2 separate regions of the Homo sapiens genome follow, and region 2 is linked to region 1. Evidence: chromatin loops called from intact Hi-C (ENCODE). Cell type or tissue: heart right ventricle. All regions are shown on one strand. Links, peaks and the distances in the headings refer to the core of each region. The heading gives the core; the rest is flanking DNA.

Region 1 (2,500 bases), core at 1-2,500:
AGATTTTGATGTTTCTCAATGAGGCTTTCATATGTAAATGTTTGGCTCCATCTTATTTTTTATTTCCTTTTTAGACCAATTCAATTCTGAATGTGCAAAAGACACTATTGACTCTTACATTATACCTTCTCATTGAAGGATGGATAATTTGGTATGAAAATCCTCTGCAGATTCTGGAGGAAATTGCTAATGTTTTGATTACCTTTAGCAGAAAAATAACAATGTATCGCTATCAGGAGAGGGATTTCTGGGGAGGGGACTTAACATGGAAATTATAAATTCATTCATGACTTTTCTTTTTTAAATTAGGCTTTCTCCTGTTTCTCAGAGGATTTATCAATTATGCAAAAGTTCGGAAGATGCCAGAAACTTTCTCAAATCTCCCCAGGACCAGAGTTCTCTTTATTTATTAAAGGTATTAAAGAAAAAATTTATTCTAGTCCCAGTGTAACCATGTGCTACATTGTAGATTTCTGTTCAGTTTTAGAGTAAGTATCTGTGATAGGGGCATATAGAGAAAGTAAAGAAGGCACAGTCCCTGCCTTTTAGCAGTTTCTTGTCTAGTAACAGGGATTTTTACAAAAAGCTATTGATAAAGTCAAATTAGAAAAACTGCCATAGGAGAAATCATTACTTCATGCTTTGACAGTGTGAAAGAGGCAGGGGTCTTAGCAGTCATCAGAAAGCTGGGATATTTGGCTGCTTGACTGAATTCCAGCATCCTGAAGCCACTGCTTACTGTTGCACCAGTTCCAGAGGATGACATTCAGAAGGAACCCTTCAGGCCTAATCACTCATCTCTGCCCCTAAATCCCAGAACCTGGAGAGACTGTGTAGTACTTTAAGAACTCCTTTTGTCTGGGCTGCTGACAAGCCCACCAAGTCTTCCATCTTTTAAAATTGTCATTGAGGCTTTCCCCATGGCTTTCTTCAGGTTGACATTCTGATACCACTCTAATGTGAGGAAGGTCAAACTCAAGAAAAGAGGAGAAAGGACCTTTTCCCTTGCCTAGAACAGGAGGACTAAGCCCTGCCAAGGCTCTTTGATTCACACATGATTTTCCCCAGAGGCTGACACTCCATCTTACATCAATGGCTGCCTGAAGGAAGAGGTAGAGAATCTTGAGAAAGAGTACACCAGAGAGAGCTCTCTGTGGTAGCAAGTTCTAATAGGCTTTCTTGGACTTGGCTGTTTGTTCCTTGGGGCTTTGGGGACTGTGTTAATCATAGAGTGGAACCTTGAGCACCACCTAGAGGCCAGTCCAGTTGAAGGTCTTAGGCAAAGCATTATAAAGGATAGGTGGTGTAGTTCAGATAAACTTTACATGATAGTGGAGAGTGTGGGGAAGAATTTCAGAATCATCTGAGGCAGAGTGAAGAGCAAAAATAGGGAAGTATGGGGCTTGTTCAGAGGATAGCAGCTTGATTGGGGCATAAAGGAGTATTGAGGGTCAAGGCTAAAAAGTCAGGTTGAAACAAGTTTCTCAGATACCTTGAGCACCAAGCCCATTTGCAGTAGAACCATGAAATTGATAGAGCCAGCGACATGTTGGGTCAATGCAAGACTAAGCCCACGTGGAGCACGAATTTGTTCTGTACTCGCAGAGTGTCAGTTTATATAGGCAATCATATACTAATCGTGAGGTTCTCAATTTTGAAGACTTGTGGTGGTCTCAGGAGGTATGCTTCAAGAAAATAAAGCATCTACCATAGTTGATTTTCCAGGTGATAGAACAGCATTGAAAGCTTTTAGGCAACAGAATCATATAATGAGACCCTCTTGAATATAACAAACATTTTTTCAAGCATAGTATAGTAAACTAAAATTAACACTCATGGAGTTTTCCATGTGTCAGATAATATATTAAGCATTTTACATGGATAATTAAATGTATGTAGGTAAAGAAGGCTTAAACTGCTTTTAAAGTTAGTTTCATTATTAAAAAAACTAGTATTCATTATTAAAAAACAGGAATCTTTGATTGCATGTCTGAAAATGTGTAGCATGTCATGAATTTGAATTCAGTCACACAGTCTGGACACAGATGGATATTCATACCACTGGCCTGGGCCTTAATGCCTACAATGTGTCTTTGTTTATGTCTAGAACATAAGAGACTTATTAGATATTCTTTGCAGTTTTATTTAGTTACCATTGTCATCTTTCATCTATATATCAGATTGGAATTTATAGTTAGCCTTAGGTTTAACTTTTACCTATCAAGGATTCCAAAGCTAGTACTGTTGGGTTGCTACAAGTCCTCCTTATGAAGGGTGCTGAAATCACCTAATATTTTCCCTCTAATACATTGACACCCAAGATATACTGAGGGGACAGATTTCTTTCTCTTTTTAAAAAAAGTCATCAATTCTGTAGGTGTAGTCTAATGTTAGCTCTGAATTTCTAAATGGACTGAGATCACACCTCTGTCTATTCTCTTTGTTCTTCAGTTAGAAAGAAATCTGAATCTTTATTAGGGGATTGCATACCTTCTTCATC
Region 2 (9,270 bases), core at 56-2,555, 150 kb before region 1:
ATAATTTTTATTTTTTTAGCTACCCTATTAACAGACCATCCATTTTTTAAAAAGAAACTTTTTATTTTAGAATATAGATTGACAGAAAAAGTGCCAAGATTGTACAGCGTTCCTATGTACCCCTCACTTGGTTTTCCTTATTAACATATTAGTGCAGCACATTTGTCATATTAATGAAGTAGTATTGATATTATTAAGTAGAGTTCATACTTTATTCAGATTTTCTTAGTTTTACCTAATGTCCTTCTTCTGTTCCAGGATCCCTTCTAGGACACCACGTTATTATATTTAGTTATCATGTCTCCTTAGACCCCTCTCAGCTGTCACAGTTGTCTCATCTGTTTTTATTGTTATATAAACATTAATTATACCTTGGTACATCTGGATTGGGCAGGAGCCAGAAAACTTTTTGAAGACAGATTACCTAATCCTAGCAGGCTCAGCAAATCAGTGATTTCTTTTTGACTGAGGTCTTTTGTAGCTTTAAATCAGTTACTTCTCAGGATGCTTCAGTGCTGTGTATGCAGTTTTAGGCTGTTCACCTGTTCTGGTAATTTTCCTGCTCGGCTTCTTGAAAAACATCATTAAACACTGGGCAAGTTGATCAAGTCAGGAAGTCAGCTGGACCCATTAGACTGTGCCCTGGTGTGAGAATTAGCCTGCCATCTTGGCTAAATCCCGAAGTTTGTTGAGTAGATGTATCCCTTCCTGTTGACCTGTGGAGGAGCTGGTGAACGTAAGAAAGGCTCAGTATCAGAAGCCATATTCCCAGACAGATTTGTGGTGTTAGTCAGCAGTCTTTTTTTTTTTTTTTTTTGAGACGGAGTCTTGCTCTGTCACCCAGGCTGGAGTGCAGTGGCTTGATCTCGGCTCACTGCAACCTTCGCCTCCCGGGTTCAAGTGATTCTCCTGCCTCAGCCTCCCAAGTAGCTGGGATTACAGGTGCCCACGACCACACCCAGCTAATTTTTTATTTTTTATTTTTTTTAATTTTTAGTAGAGACGGGGTTTCACCATGTTGGCCAGCCTGGTTTCGAACTCCTGACTTCAAGTGATCCACCCATCTCAGCCTCCCAAAGTGCTAGGATTACAGGTGTGAGCCACCGCACCCAGCCCAAAGTCATTTGCCCAAAGTCATTTTTTTAGTAGTAGACAGTTCTAATTTACATTAGTAATCTCTTCATATACTTTGTATTTATTTTTTCTGTCAAGAGCAATGAGAGTTAATTAGAGGAGATAATAATAAAGTTGTTCACGTGGCTGTCTGCTTTGAAAGGGAATTTCAGAATTTTGACTGGAGTTTGGATCTCCCTCCTACCTAGTATTAACTTTGCCATAAGCATCACCAGCAGGTGGCAGCAGTTCCCATGTTCTAAAAATATCGTCACTAGTTAAGACAGGTATAGAGTATGTTGTTTTGTTACAGAAGTAGATTTAATTTCTGGTATTTAAATTTTCCTCATTATATTTCATTATAGTCTGTTTTATACTTTAGTAGACAGAATGGTATCTAACAGTACTATCAAGGCAGGAACAGCAGTATTATCAGAAATTTTTAAATACTCAAAAGTGTATGTGAACCACAGTTGACATCTTATGCAATTGTTACATAGTAGAGTGTCACTCCTGATAGTGGCACTTAACCTTCAACCACCAAAGTAGGGAAATTAAGTTGTATATAAAGCCCCTAAGTAGGACCAAGGAATTGTAACCCCATGGTGCCCTCTGATGCTGGTAAGAGTAGCCAGCCTGCTCCCCAAACCTTAGCTTAACTAAAAAAATCAGGCCAGACTGAGTGTGGTCAGAAATCTGGTTATGGGAGCTTTAGGGGTATTCTTAGCCAATGTTTATGGTAATAATCAACTTTCATCACCCATCGTTTAGACTGTACAGTTTCTCAGGTTGTCTGAAGATTTACCACTCCAAGGACTCCCACATTTCTCTGAGCCAGAGGATGCTTTGGAGAAGATTGTGTACATTGGAAACTTAGGGAGATTTGATGCTGAAGTTGCTAAGTACAAAGTTAACACAGTCACTTCTTTTCCTTGCTTGGATCTCCTTTTTTCCCTTCATTATAAAAACAAACCAAAAAAGGAAAAGCAGCTAAACTCACACTAATACAACATAAATACATGTAAATTTTAAAAGCGATTGTCTTACCCTCAGTACCATTCTACTTTTTGCAACCTATAGTATTTCCTAGAATAACTCACTTATTTAACAAATACTGATGGAATACCCAGCAATGGGCCTTACTCTTTTTCAAGGTGGTGAGAATGTAGCAGTAAATAAAACAGACATAATCTCCCTGCCCATGTGGAACTTAAATTCTGGCGGAAGGAAAGAGACACTAAGTAAATTATCTGGTTCATCAGAAGATAAGTACCATGGGTCGTGCGCAGTGGCTCCCTCCTGTAATCCCAGTGCTTTGAGAGGCTGAGGTGAGTGGATCACTTGAAGCCAGGAGTTTGAGACCAGTCGGGGCAACATAGTAAGACTCCGTCTCTCTTAAAAAACAAAAAAACACTAAAAATTTGCTGGGTGCAGTGGTATGTGCCTGTTGTCCCAGCTGACATTCAAGAGGCTGAGGCAGGAGGATTTCTTGAGCTCAGGCGGTCAAGGCTGCAGTGAGCCTTGATCACACCACTGCATTCCAGCCTGAATGACAAAGCAAGACCTTTGTCTCAAAGAAAAAAAAAGAAAAAAAAAAAACCATAGAAGTTGGGGAGAAGAAATAGGGAGTTAGGGGAGGCAGGGCAATGTTGGAATCTTAAAGAGTAGAGAAGACTCCATCAAGATAGCACTTGAACAAAGTCTCAGCAGTGTGGGATTGAACCTTCTGGACACCTGGGAGGAGAGAATTCCAGGCAGAGACAGCAAGGGCAAAGCCCTTGGGCTATGAGCATGTAAGAGGGCTCCAGGAACAGTGTGGTAGCCAGTGAGGGCTGAGGCAGACCCAGGAAGAGTGAGAGACGGGATGTAAGCATGTGGTCCTGTAGACTGTATAGAGCCTTGTGTGAACTTTGGCTGCCACTCTGAGAGGGGGCCATTGAGCAGAGGAGTGATAGGGTCAGGCGTGTGCTTTAGGGGATTGGTGAGCAAAGGTGGAAACAGACCAGTTAGGAGGCCATTTGCAGTAGCTCAGGTGAGAAGTGCAGGTGGCTTGTACCAGTGTGCCAGAAGTTAGAATTTTGAGAACTGGTTAGATTCTGTACTTACCTTGAAGGTAAAATTAATAGGATTTGTTGACAGGCTGACTATATGAGAAATTAAGGCATCAGGGTTGATTTCTAGGTATTTTTGTCTGAGCAGTTGAGATGAGAAACCTGTAGGTAGCACAGGTCTGTGGCTGAAGATCAGGAATTTGGTTGTGGACAGGTAAGTTTGAGATGCCTGGTAGTTATCCCAGGGGAAATGATAAACAGGCAGTTGGATATTCTAGTCCGGAGTTCAAGGGAGCAACTCAGGGTAGAGATAGAATTATGGGAGTCAACATGTAAATGGCATTTAAAGTCATGAGACTAGATGAGATTAGAAAGGGAGTGAGTTTTATGTAGAGAAAGGTCCAAGGACTGAGTCGTGGGTCACTCCAGATGCTAAGAAGTCAAGGAGATGAGGAAAAACCAGCAAAGACAGACAGTGGCCAGTGAGGTAGGAAAACCAGCTGTGTGTGGTGTCTTGGAAGCCAAGTCAAGTTTGAGGGAAGGAGTAATCAACTGTGTCATACGCTGCAAAAAGGTCAAGTACTGTGAGCTGTAACAATTGAAGCAGTCAGTATTGAGGTCCTTGGGGACTTTGACAAGTGCTGTTTCAGTGGAGGGCAGTTGCAAATCTAGAGTATGTTTGAGAAAGAATGGGGTGTCCTCATAATAAGAAAAAGGCTAAGCAAACCGATAATCAACAGCTTTTCTTACATCTGTCAGAGAATTGAGGTCACAGGGCAAACCTTCACCGCAAAAACAGGCAGGAAAATGGAGATCGGCTCACCTAAGGCAGAAGCTGTTGGAGACAGTAATTGAGATTTAAACATATTGCTGTGGGCTAAGTGTGGACTAGCTTGAGGGTTCAAAACCGGGAGCTTGTCTAAGGGAACCCCACACTTTGGTGGGTTTTACCTCGAGGAGACCCACTAGGTTCTCCTGTAAAGATGGCAGGAAAATTCCCTTGTGCTTTGGACACGGGAAGGGGGAAAGTAATCCTTTTGAAATACATCCAGGAAGAAATCAGCCCCAGATCTTCTGTTCTCCATGGCAGAGAACAGTTTTCTCAGGGAAAACTACTTGCAGAAGCCTTCTCTAGCTTAGGAGAAGGGCAGTTGGATGGCTCAACCCCCTTCTAGCCTTCCTGTCTCACATAGGAGGAGGAAAAAACAAGTCTCCACTAAAAAAAAAAAAAAAAAAAAAAAAAAAAGACAGATTTAATCATAAGAATATGCAGTGCATCTTCTCACCAATACGATACCATCAGTAGGGCTCCAGGATAACAGTGGATTACAACTGAGAGCTGCAAGACATGGACTCTATTTTAAGAAGGAATTTCTAGGGAAACCCAAAGACAACAGGGGAGACAAGGATATTGAGGAAAATTGGAGCCTCTAGCACCTACAGCGAACATCAGATGCAGCCTGTTAGCCAGATAAACATACAACTCACATTAAAGGTCTGTTTACGTAAGTTCTTGTTACCTAATATATCATGTCTGGCTTCAGTAAAAAAGTACAAAGCATGCTAAAAGGGAAAAAAGAAGAGACAAAGCGAGCATCAGAGCCAGACTCAGATATGTCAGAAATTTGAGAGTTATCAGACTGGGAATTTAAAATAACTGATTAATGTGCCAGATTTCTAATAGAAAAAATGAACAACATGCAAGAATAGTCACGTAGTATAAGCAACAGATGGAAACTTAGAATCAAAAAGAAATGCAAAAAAAAAAAAAAAAAAAGACCAGGTGCAGTGGCTCACGCCTGTAATCCCAACACTTTAGGAAGCTGAGGCGGGAGGATCACCTGAGGTCGGGAGTTCAAGACCAGCCTGACCAACATGGAGAAACCCCATCTCTACTAAAAATACAAAATTAGCCTGGCGTGGTGGTGCATGCCTGTAATCCCAGCTACTCGAGAGGCTGAGGCAGGAGAATAGCTTGAATCCGGGAGGCGGAGGTTGCAGTGAGACAAGATCGTGTCATTGCACTCCAGCCTGGGCAACAAGAGCGAAACTCTGTCTCAAAAAAAAAAAAAAAAAAGCTAGAAATAAAACACTGAAACAGACATGAATGACTTTGATGGGCTCATAAGACTGAACACAGCCAGAAAGAATCAGTGAACTTGAAGATATGTCAATAGAAACTTCCCAAATTGAAATTGAAAGATTTCAAAAAGGAATGGAAAATTTTTAAAAACAGCAGAATATCCAAGAACTGTGGGATAATTTTTAAAAGTGTAGGTTGGATGTAGTGTCTTACACTTGTAATCCCAGCACTTTGGGAGGCTGAGGTAGGCGATTGCTTGAGGCCAGGAGTTTGAGTCCAGCCTGGGCAACATGACAAAACCCAGTGTCTACAAAAAAAAAAAAAAAAAAAAAAAAAATACAAAAATTAGCCAAGCGTGGTGGTGCACACCTGTAATCCCAGCTACTCAGGAGGCTAAGGTGGGAGGATCGCTTGAGCCCGGGAGGTGGAGATTGCAGTGAGCTGAGATCATGCCACTGCACTCCAGCCTGGGCAACAGAGAACTTGTTTCCAAAAAAAAGGCAAAGTGTAGCTACGCGTAATGGGAATACGGTAGTTCCCCCTTATCCACAGTTTCACTTTCTATGGTCAACTGTAGTCCAAAAATAGGTAAGTGCAGTACAATAAGATTTTGAGAGGGAGAGAGACAATGCTCACATAACTTATTACAGTGTATTATAATTATTCTATTTTTGTAAATTTCTTACTGCGCCTAGTTTATAGATTAAGCTTTATCATAGGTATATGTGTATCAAAAAAAACTATCAGGTTCAGTACTATCCACGGTTTCAGGCATTCACTGGGGGTCTTAGAACATATGCCCTGTGGATGAAGGGGCGACTACCATACCAGAAGGAGAAGAGAGAATAGAAGAGTGAGAGATTAAAGTCAGAGTATGGGTAACTAGAAACTTTACTCTAAAGGAGATCAGAAAAATGAGGATGTACTTAGGGGGCAAATGAGGTACAGTTTTGTTTTTAAATCTTGTCTTGAATGCCATAGGAGTGGTCCAGGAGAGGACAATTTGATGCTGTAGGTGAGAGTTGGGAGTGTTGCCAGAGCAACGTCCTCAAGGAGGCAAGAGAGGATGGGATCTGGTGTGCAAGCAGAGGGCTCGGCCAAGGAGCAGGTAACAGGAAGACAGCAAGTGTGAGAGCAGGGCTGACGTCTGGGTATGTGATGATGGGAACTCGTGGACATTCTTTTCTGATTGCTTCTGTTTTCAAGGTCATTAGCTGAAAGGAAAGCTGGGATAGAGGGGTTAGAGGTTTGGGACCTTATGATTTAGTCTTTGAGGATACTAAATGGACTAGTCTGATTATTAATGTAGTATGACTGCCAGCTGGTGGTAATGGCTCCCCTGAGGTCCAAAGTACTATGTTCTGTTTTACCTGCCCATTATTGCATAACTCTAAATCCTGTCACACTGTATCTTACCGGAAATGGACGTGTTTCATTAGCATCTCATCACAGTAAGGATTTTGGTTCCCAGGAAAGAAGCATCAAATTTTCCAAGTTAGATCTCCTCAGTAGGCCAGTTGGCTAATCCATTATGTAATATGCCATGATTTCCCCTGATTGTTATGTACGATCACTACTCATGGGGACAACTATCAGGCTTATGGTTCAACAAGTACCAGTGCCTTCTAGATATCAAGGCACTGCTATAGGGGCAGAATAGAGCAGTATTTAACATCTACCTTCATGGAGTTTACATTTAGTGGGAAACAAAATACACGTCCAGTGGTAAAGGGTTCTGAGAAAATAGCGCACGGCAAGGATAGGAACTTGGGGATTGCAGCTTTATATTGGAGGATCAGGGAAGAGTTAATCTGATAAATGACATTTGAGGCAAGGCCTGAAGGACGGAAAGAGTAGAAGAGTAGGCCATAGGGGTAATAGCCAGGCTCTTGTGTTCACCTCTACTTTATAAACAGACTAATAGAAGGAAGGTGGCACCCATTGATGTCAACACTGCCACTTTTTACTAAATGTAAGTAAACACATTCTGTCTACTCTTCCTGAAATACAGCTCTGTGTGCACTTAATATTACATTTTCCTTTTCTTATCAAACTTGCTGTTTTACAAATTCAACTTGTTCCAGTCAGCTGTATTTAGTATTTCCTTTTTGATCAAATTGTGAAAACCTGTTCAGTGGGAACCCATTTAACTGGCTGTTTCGTCCTCTCAGAACTGCCTCAGACATTTTTGTTTTGTTTTTTTTCATCCCCAGACTTCCTGGGACAAGCCCCAGACTTTTTTTTTGGAGACGACGTCTTGCTCTGTAGCCCAGGCTGGAGTGTAGTGGCATGATCTTGGCACACTGCAACCTCTGCCTCCTGGGTTCAAGCGATTCTCCTGCCTCAGCCTCCCCAGTAGCTAGGATTACAGGTGCACGCCACTGCACCTGGCTAATTTTTTGTATTTTTAGTAGGGATGGGGTTTCACCATGTTGGCCAGGCTGGTCTTGAACTCCTGACCTCAGGTGATCCGCCCGCCTCAGCCTCCCAAAGTGCTAGGATTACAGGCGTGAGCTACTGCTCCTGGCCAGCCCCAGACATTTTTGAAAGCACCCTTATTTCCAGTAACAAGATATTCCAGGCCTACTCTGATCCCTACCCCCAAACATATTAGCTCCTGTACAAGGAGCCCTGGTATTAGAAGCCCAAGATGACCCAGGGGTGTACATCCCACTTGATCGCATAAGCACTGGTTGTAGCAGTACACTGCTGTTGAGCCACCAGGAAAACACAGACTCAGGAAGGACATCAGATCTTTCTAAGGTCTCAAGTTCATACAGGTATCTCCAGTTTAGCTGTCATCACTAAGTCCTTTTTTGTCTCATTTTAATGTAGTTACTATAACATACTTAAAATTTAAACCCTTCTTGACTGGATAAACAAAATATATGTCCACAAAACGGAATACTATACAGCAATAAAAAGGAATGGACTGCTGCTACGTGTTGTATGAACCTGAAAAATGTTATGCTTAGTGAAAAAAGCCAGACACAAAAGATGTCATGTCACATGATTCCATTTATATTAAATGACCAGAAAAGGTAAATCTGTAGACGCAAAGCAGACCAGTAGTTGCCTGGGGCTGGGGTTAGGAGTAGGGAGCTTTTGGGAATGATAGAAATGGATTGTGATGCTGGGCGCGGTGGCTCATGCCTGTAATCCCAGCACTTTAGGAGGCCAAGGCAGGCAGATCACTTAAGGCCAGGAATTCGAGACCAGCCTGGCCAATGTGGTGAAACCCTGTCTCTACTAAAAATACAAAAATTAGGTGGGTGTGGTGGTGCACACCTGTAATCCCAGCTACTGGGCAGTCTGAGGCAGGAGAATCACTTGAACCCAGGAAGCAGAGGTTGCAGTGAGCTGAGATCGCGCCACTGCACTCCAGCCTGGAAGACAGGGTGAGACTTTCTCTCTTTAAAAAAAAAAAAAAAAAAGGATTGTGGTAAGGAAGTGCAGTATTCTATAAACATAAAAATCATTGGATTTATATCAAAAAAATATATTTTTTTGAGATGGGGTCTTGTTCTGTTGTCCAGAGTTGGGGTACAGTGATGCGATTATAGTTCACAGCAGTCTTGAACTCCTGGGCTCAAGCAATCCTCTTGTCTCAGCCTTCTGAGTGGCTGGGACTACAGGCATACACCACCATGCTTGGCTAATTTTTAAAAATTTCGTAGAGACAGGGTCTTGTTATGTTGCCCAGGCTGGTTTTGAACTGCTGATCTCAGGTGATTCTCCTGCTTTGGCCTCCCAAAGCACTGGGATTATAGGCATGAGCCACTGCACCCAGCCTCAAAATAGTTAAAAAAATTAAACCCTTCTTTTAACTTCTATATCTACCTCCTTAATTGGCTATATTGCCCTAAGATATTCCATTATATTAACTTTAAAAAAAAAAAAACCTATATGTATTTTTGCATACCTTGCAATAATATCCCTCATCACAAATCTGCCTTAATCTTTATAACAGCTGTATCCTCGTTTGGATCTCAGGTACAGCCCCAACATGACAATTTATTGCTC

What was found. Peaks named below come from ENCODE experiments on the same cell type or tissue, not always from the same donor. Only the 100,000 strongest peaks of a DNase experiment are listed, where the experiment ranks them.
Region 2: a loop joins it to region 1, with 15 times the contacts of the local background. A loop is called at or near these places in 100 of 110 quality-filtered maps.

The regions. Positions count from the first base shown.
Region 1 is chr5:142,144,262-142,146,761 of GRCh38, forward strand. NDFIP1 (Nedd4 family interacting protein 1) reads left to right here. Exons shown (of 8, transcript NM_030571.4): 7 at 310-415. The coding sequence ends at 413. Among named protein-coding and RNA genes, the nearest start is that of NDFIP1, 37 kb to the left of the region's middle. RefSeq lists an enhancer at 1,117-1,206. In heart right ventricle, for the core only: a CTCF peak has its summit at 1,272 (motif pointing left); a DNase peak (open chromatin) is centred at 1,220.
Region 2 is chr5:141,991,194-142,000,463 of GRCh38, forward strand. No RefSeq gene overlaps it. Among named protein-coding and RNA genes, the nearest start is that of GNPDA1, 17 kb to the right of the region's middle. In heart right ventricle, for the core only: a CTCF peak has its summit at 1,357 (motif pointing right); a DNase peak (open chromatin) is centred at 1,338; H3K27ac peaks cover 458 bases.